2 separate regions of the Homo sapiens genome follow, and region 2 is linked to region 1. Evidence: chromatin loops called from intact Hi-C (ENCODE). Cell type or tissue: IMR-90. All regions are shown on one strand.

What was found. Peaks named below come from ENCODE experiments on the same cell type or tissue, not always from the same donor. Only the 100,000 strongest peaks of a DNase experiment are listed, where the experiment ranks them.
Region 2: a loop joins it to region 1, with 11 times the contacts of the local background. A loop is called at or near these places in 1 of 110 quality-filtered maps.

Annotation. Positions count from the first base shown.
Region 1 is chr1:88,695,935-88,699,934 of GRCh38, forward strand. The region is part of intron 1 of PKN2 (protein kinase N2); the gene reads left to right. Among named protein-coding and RNA genes, the nearest start is that of PKN2-AS1, 13 kb to the left of the region's middle. In IMR-90, no CTCF peak of the experiment used is centred here; no DNase peak of the experiment used is centred here.
Region 2 is chr1:87,118,721-87,122,720 of GRCh38, forward strand. No RefSeq gene overlaps it. Among named protein-coding and RNA genes, the nearest start is that of LINC01140, 9.0 kb to the right of the region's middle. In IMR-90, a CTCF peak has its summit at 2,234 (motif pointing right); no DNase peak of the experiment used is centred here; H3K27ac peaks cover 439 bases.

The DNA.
Region 1 (4,000 bases):
TAGCTTACTCATATATGACTTCTGTCTCAGTTATTCTGTTGAAGTGGTTTTCTTAAAGGTATCATGACATTCTGTTGCTTCTAGTCTTTAGACGCAATTGATACTGCTCCAGCTTCCTGAAACTATTGTTAATTAAGCTTTGAGGACCCTGCACTATATTGGTTACTTTTCTTTCATCATACCTGCCTCTGTTTGTTACTACTGCTTTTGTTTGGTAACTCCTTTTCTACCTTAAATGTTCCACCTATTTGTAGCCTATTTTCCCATTAATTTATCCTTCAGATTAACCACCGGAATCTGATTAACCGCCAAAACCTTGTTTAGTAACAGTTGCAGAAAATAGAAACCCACTTAAATTAGCTTAAGCAGAAATTGGATTTTTTGAAAAGCTATGGGGTTGTATCACTTAAGGGTAAGATGTATAGCCAGATCCCATGAGTACTAAACAGGAAACTGGATGTTTTCTTTCTAGGGCTACATGTTCTCTTTTCTTTAAGTATGTGTACTGCTTTATGTCTCTGTATACTGGTTCTCTTTGCTCTCCTTGCCTGTGGTCTCCAAGTTGCACTCCTAACTTCTAAATTTACATTAACTACAAGTTCATTGCACATAGACCACAGCTGACTGACTGAGTTGCTATATGTCACAATTCTAAATTCTTAGATGAGAAAATCTGAGTGGCCTTAGTCAGTGGAACATGTGTCCCTGATCCAGCTAACTATGGCAGTGGAGGGATGAGATTCTCTAGTATCAATATGGCTTCAAGAAACCTCTTGTGAGGTTGGGACAGACTATTTTCTGAAAAGGGATTCTAGGTTGAGAATTCTAGGGATTCTCCTGCTTAAATGTTTCAGTTACTTTCCATCGATTATAGAATAAAATATATTTATACTTTTCATCATCTGACCCCCATTTTTTCTGATTTTTCTCCCTATTTATCTTACACTCTGGAATATTAAAACTATTTACATTTCTTTGAACCACACTCCCTATCTTTGCATATGCTGATTCTGGTTTTAAGAATACTAATATTGCTTGTCTGTCTGAACAGCATTTGACAAATTGGACAATCCTTAAAATTCTGATAAGAAAATCATATTCATTGACTATATGAATATATTTATATCTAATAAAAGTTTTACTTAAGATATATTTTTGATTAATAAATTTAGGGAATTGGTCATGAAGCATTTTGATACATTTGCAAATTAGTCTCTGATTTTACAGCTCCTGTTATTGAATAATATATCACTTAATATGGTAATTGTTACATGTCTCTACTACTTTCAAGACAGGAACTAGGTCTTACTCCTCTTTATGTCGCTAGCAACTGACATATAGGTTATGCTTAATAAATGCTTGAATAAATAAATGAACAGATTTTAAAAAACATTATATGACCAATCTGCCAGACCTGACTTCTCTAAATTTCCAAAAGCTATTCTTCCCCTGGCTGCTAGAAATCTGCTAGTTACTTTTATTTGACTGTTGCTTCAGTCTCTTCAGTTGTTTCTTCTACTTCTGTATCTTGAGTTCATTCATTACTTTGCCATTGTTTAAGTGTGGGCCTTCATTATCATTTGGATGATTATAATATCTTGATATTTTACCTCCACCTCTTTTGCCTTGTTCTGCTGTTATTTAAACTATGTACAATTGCTAGATTCAGAATTTGTCCTTAGCATTCAGTGACTCCTTAATGCCTGTGGGATATAGTCCTAATTCCTTAGCTAGGCAATCCAAGCTGTCATTGTTGTAGCCCCAAAATGCTTTTCATTCTTAAGTCTTACTCATGTAAGCAGCTTATTTTTTCAGGCATACTATGATTAGTGATTTTTCCTCACCTGTATTTTTACTACATTCTGTCAGCTGGAATACTTCAAGGCCAAATTCAAATTTTGCATATTTATTTTTTTCCTTATTTTCCCCTACTCATGTTCAGTCTCTCCTCAAAACTTAAGAATATTTTCTATCTCATGACATTTATTATATATTGCATTGTACTGTAGTTGTTTGTATCCTACTTCATTTTCTCTTCTAGGCTTAATGCTTAAAATCTTTGAAGGAAAGGACTATATTTTTAATCTTCATCATTTACCCCTTTAGCCCTTTAGTCCTGAAGAAAGTAGCTTGCACATAGCAGTGTTGAGACTCAGAAAACAATACTCTACAATGAAGGTCTTAGAAGTAGTCTCAGAAACAAAAGGACTGTTTTATTTTTTAACCTTTTTTTGTCCTCTTGTCTCTCAGTTTTATTTTTCCTCCAAGGCTAGCCATATAAACTAGAATCCATCTTTTTAAAAGTGGGTCATAGGAACCAGAACCACCACCCCCCTTTTCTTTCTTCCCCAGCAGAAGCAAGCTTTATTTAGCACTGACCTTGACAGAGATTCACTCAAGGACCCCCCTGTACAATGAACGATGACTCATGCATAAACAATGTCCTCAACAAGTTTTACAGTAAACAAGAAAATATTCTTTATGGTTGTTTTTCAAAGCAATCTTTGATAAAAGCTAGCACATTAATGTTAGCACTTGGTGAAGTCAATTCTGGAAGGACCTAGACTTCGCCAAGTGCTTTGTTATATAATCTTTTAGAGGCATCAAAGACAGTATTAATAGGCGCTTACATTGCTTAACTTTTAAAAAATTTTTGAAAATAATCCATGTGTACATATGCACGGATAAATCAAAAGATACTGAAATGTATAAAATTAGAAGTAAAGACCACTTCCTTAGTACTTTCTCTTCAATTAGTCCTACTCCCCAGAAGTAGTCACATTGCCCTTTATTATTTCTGGAATTGACATTATAATTTTAAATTTTTGATTTATCAACTTTAGACCATATGCATTAACCTAGTGATTTATAGGTGACTTACAAAAGACATTTAACCAACTTCTGTTTTCCCTTCTTCATTTCCTAAATGTGTTAGTTACATTATTATTTTTAGTTTTTTTCTGGTAGTTTCCTTTACGACTATGTTTTGATTTGTAGAGCCATAGCATCTATTAACTCTGCACAAAAATGAGAGTTTCAGTACACTTCCACTTCTCACTTCCCTTGCACGGACTTTATTTATTGCATTGTATTGTTTTTACATTGACAAGGTTTATATTTCTATTATATTCTTTCCTTCCTTCCTTCTTTCCTGTTTCTCTCTTTCTTTTTCTCCCTGACCCCTCTTCTGCATAGTTCCTACAACATCTTTCTTAAACACTTTATGAACATAGTTGGATCACCTGGACTGTTTTCTATGTCTTTAAACTTACCTTCGTATTTCCTATTTCTTTAAATTTTCTCTGTTTTGGGAGATTGCCTTTATTTTTCTTTCGGCTCACTAACTTCAGATGTATATATTTCATTGTGCAGCCCATTCACTGCCTTTTTGCAAATGTATTTTTAATTATATAAGTATCTTGTTTTTTTTGCGTATAGGCTAGAATTATTTAATGTAATTTTAATTTTTTCCCCTTTTTTAAAAATTTCCAACTTTCAAGTTCTGGGGTGCGTGTGCAAGATGTGCAGGTTTGTTACATAGGTAAACATGTGCCATGGTGGTTTGCTGCGCAGATCATCCCATCACCTGGGTATTAAGCCCAGCATCCATTAGCTATTCTTCCTGATGCTCTCCCTGCTGTCATCCCCCACCCTCCAGTAGGCCCCATTGTGTGGTGTTTCCCTCGATGAGTCCATGTGTTCTCATCATTCAGCTCCCACTTAGAAGTGAGAACACAATGGTATTTGGTTTTTTGTTCTTGCTTTAGTTTGCTGAGAATAATGGCTTACAGCTCCATCCATGTCCCTGCAAAGGACATGATATTGTTCCTTTTATTTTTTTTTTAATTTTTTTATTTTTTATTTTTGAGATGGAGTCTCGCTCTGTAGTCGAGGCTAGAATGCAGTGGCGCAATCTTTGCTCACTGCAACCTCTGCCTCCTGGGTTCAAGTGATTCTCCTGCCTCAGCTTCCCGAGTAGCTAGGATTACAGGTATGCGCC
Region 2 (4,000 bases), 1.6 Mb before region 1:
CCAGCTAATGTTTTTGTATTTTTTTAGTAGAGACGGGGTTTTGCCATGTTGGCCAGCCTGGTCTTGAACTCCTGACCTCAGGTGATCCACCTGCCTTGGCCTCCCAAAGTGCTGGTATTACAGGCATGGGCCACTGCGCCCTGCCGGCTAAAGCATTAACTTAATGTAAGATTGAAAGCAAGTGGTAGACCGCTGACATCTGAAAAAGTAAAGCCCAGCCTTATTTAGAAGCGGGACGATATTTGGCAGATGCAGGAGCTTCTAGAAATGAGTGAGCTCATTGTTCAACTTTCCTCTTTGGGAGTCTCTCAGGGGTGTGTGTGTGTGTGTGTGTGTGTGTGTGTGTGTGTGTACATGCATGTATGCATAACAGCCAGTGCTTGGAACAATCTCCCAAAGATGTCCACATTCCTAATTCCCAGAACCTTCACATATGCTATGTTACATGGCAAGGGGAAATTAAGGTTGCAGATGGAATTAAGTTTGCTAATCACCTGACTTTAAAACAGGAAGATTTTCCTAGATTATCCAGGTGGGCCTGGATTATCTAGTGTAATCACAAAGGTCCTTAAAAGATGGAAGAGGAAGAAAAATCAGTGTCAAGTGATGCCATGTGAAAAAGACTGGCCTGTTCAGTACTGGCTTTGAAGATGGAAGTGACACCAGCCTAGTGAGACCCATTTGGACTTCTGATCTCAAGAACTGTAAGGTTATACATTCGTTTTGCTGTGAGGCACTAAATTTCTGGTAATTTGTTATAGCAGCCATAGAAAACAAATCTGGTAGTAGGGAGGTGGGTGGTAGCAGGGGTTATTGCAGCTTCACTGCATATTTCATGCTGAGGAGGCCCGTGTAAAATCTCTGATTGTTTTTGTAAACATGGATGCAAATTCATATTCAATTGCTACAGGCCCCATGTGTCTAGAACCACATTCTAACCAACAGGCGAGATGCAGGGGAAAACAGAAATATTGTGGGCTGGCCCTTGAATCATCCTGTGTGCCACACAGGAGAAGACGTAGAATTTCCTCTAATGACAATGACTGCTTTCTTCTGGTTAACTTCCCACTTGTAGGTTACCCCACAAAGCCAATGGCACAAGTATGAACAATTCCAAGTTCCTCCCTTCCTCAAAATTACTGTGTCTCTAGGCCCCTCCTCTGGCTTCAGCAGCTCCCTCTCCATGCAGAGCCCTGGTTCTAGCCGACCAACCATCTTGGAGCTCCTCTATGCCTCCCAGCCCTTCCCTTAGTCCCTCCAGAGCAAGAGGATGTGGTAAGCTGGCTGGCCTGCCTGAGCATATCCTAGAAAACGGTTTGTGTTGGAGGAGCAATGGAACACTGCTCTGCCTTTGACAGCCTCCTGACCCCTGAGGGTTCAACACACTTGTCTCCCTCACCTGCCCCTGGTGGGTTGCCCTCTTGCCACTTCCATTGATGACCCCTTTGCACCTTCAACTGAAGTCTGCACCCACTCCCACCTCCTCTCACAGCCTCAGCTCATCCCTGATGACTCAGATCAAGTTTCCTTAGGGTGAAATGAAGTGGGGTGAAGCTTTGTCTGCTTCTTAGAGTTCAGGGAATACCCAAAACAATCTAACAGTCACACCACCTGACCAACTTTGTGACCTTATCCACATGAGGAGAAGGCAAGAATCTCAACAGCTGAAGTGTGCCAGAAACATTATGTTTTGTTTTAGTGAATCCGTTACAAGTCCCCATTTGGCTTGCTGATTGGCAATTTCAGTTACTGCTGGATAGTCTTTCTCTCGCTGGGGGTTGTGTCTCCATTGTAGGTGGCTTATTACTATCACAACAGCCTGTGTGTGTGTGTGTCCATGCATGCACAGAGGGGCCCTCTGACCCAGGTTGTCCATCCACACCAGCCTCCCAGGTCTGTATCACCCCATCCCACCCTTGATCACTGATACCCACAGGTTTGTGGCTGCCCTCTCTCACCCCCCACTGCAAGGTCTGTGCAGATTTGACTCTTTCTTAACTACTCCTGTGCCCCCTTTTGAGGGCCTGTAGGGAATTCTGCTATGCCTCTGCCCCATACCCCACACAACTACTCTAGGGCTGTGGGAATTCTATGGGGCTGTCACAGGCCTCTCGATCTGGGCACACCCGGAATCACTTTCTACTCTGCTGCTCCTGTCCATGCTGGGCACCCAGGAAACAGACAGTGGTGTCTTTGCTCTTCCATCCCACAACCTCTTTTGTTGTTCTCTTATTCCCCTCCATCCTCCAGGGGGCAGCAGTAATGCAGCTCTTTCTCAGGGACCCCACTGAGGAGTCCTCTCTTTCCTTCTGCTCTCCTTTGGAGACTCCATCTCATCTTGGGTGGCAAGTGGGGTGGATACACCAAATCTTTTATATCTTAGTCAGACTTCACTTTTGAATCTCAAAACTCAAACAGTTGGATCTTGGGTGCTTTAGTTCCACTGGGACAACTTTTCTTTGACCTAGAAATGCCACATGTGGGAGGGTCACAACACAACAGTGACACTAGTGAATATATCTCTGCGTTGTCCCCATATGCGGCAAATGGGTGCAAGATGCTGCCTGCCACTCACTGTGCAAAGACTACCCACACCAGGAAAAAGCAGAGCCTGTGCTCCATGAATCTGCAATCACGGGCATCTAAGCTTAGAATATCCCACTCTGTTGCAAGTGAAAACATGTAGGTGTATCTCTTTGGCCCAACTCAAAAGGTAGATGTTTTCTCCCTTTTAATACAGTCACTTGGCAGTTTCAGCTTTCTATGAACATTCTTCTGGAAAAGAACCTCAGCTCGTTGTGTAGTTAAATTTATTCAGCATATAAATCTCTTAAAATCCATGCCCTTAAATGTTTATGGTCATGTGGGATATTATCAGTGTCAGAGATGGGCAGGGTTGAAGGAATTTGGGGTCAGACTACTTTCTTTTAATCTTCTCCAAACATTTTAGGTTTGGCAAAACTTGAATTGCATTTTGCCAAGCCCCTGTGCCTGTAATTTGTAAACCCCTGTGTATTTTCAGTTAAATGTAGTCCATATGTTTCTGATTGATTTACACTTAACTCATCTAAACGTTGTTTTGTTAGTGTTATTTGATGTCCAAAGGGCCTCAGAGCCTGTTTACATCTGTCTAAGCTGCTCGTTTTCCTCCCTGAGACTCAGGAAGATCTGTTTTGCCAAGAGTAAACTAAGTCGAATACTGCACCGCCCCTCCCCGCCTCCACCCCCTAGGATTGGATCAGACTTGGGTAGAATCTGACAAAGAGCTGAGGAAGTTGCACTGGGCTTTGAAGTTGACCAAACACTCTACCCTACATTTCACCAAGAGGAATCAGAGCGCAAAGCCTCCCCCTTGGGGACTGTGACCAATAACACGAATACAGAGACCAGATCCTAGGCCAGGCCAACTTCCCAGCCTGGCCCTTTTCCTTATGGCACTGACATTTGGCTGCAACTAGCCACCACCGACCTCAATAGGCCCGTCCCTTACAACTCTTTCATCCAAGCTTCAGTGGGAAGGGTGGAATAGATTTTATACAGTGAATGAAAGCAATCAGGCCTCTTGCTAGATCTGTGGTAACAATCTCATAAAGCAAGAGTGTGGTTTTAAAATGAAACAAAAGAAATCCTTAGCTAGTGCCCCATTTCACTGAACCTTAATTTTAGATAGCTTGCATTTGCCTTGCAAATGAGTCCACAAATTACCAAGCCACAAGCATTTAAAACCATCCTGCCCACTGCCAGAAGGAGTATGCCTGGCAGAACCAATGAGGCTGGCCCCCTACTGCTCCACCACAGTAAAAGTGAGTTATAGGAGTGATGCTTGAACTGAGATGGCATCCCACAATTTTGGAAACATGGTAACTAGGGATGGGGACAAACTGCAACTTTATGATTCAACATTGAGGGAAATGGCGCTTTGTTTTGAAAGAAGCGCAGTGGCTCACGCCTGTAATCCCACCACTTTGAGAGGCCCAGGAGGGCAGATCATGAGGTCAGG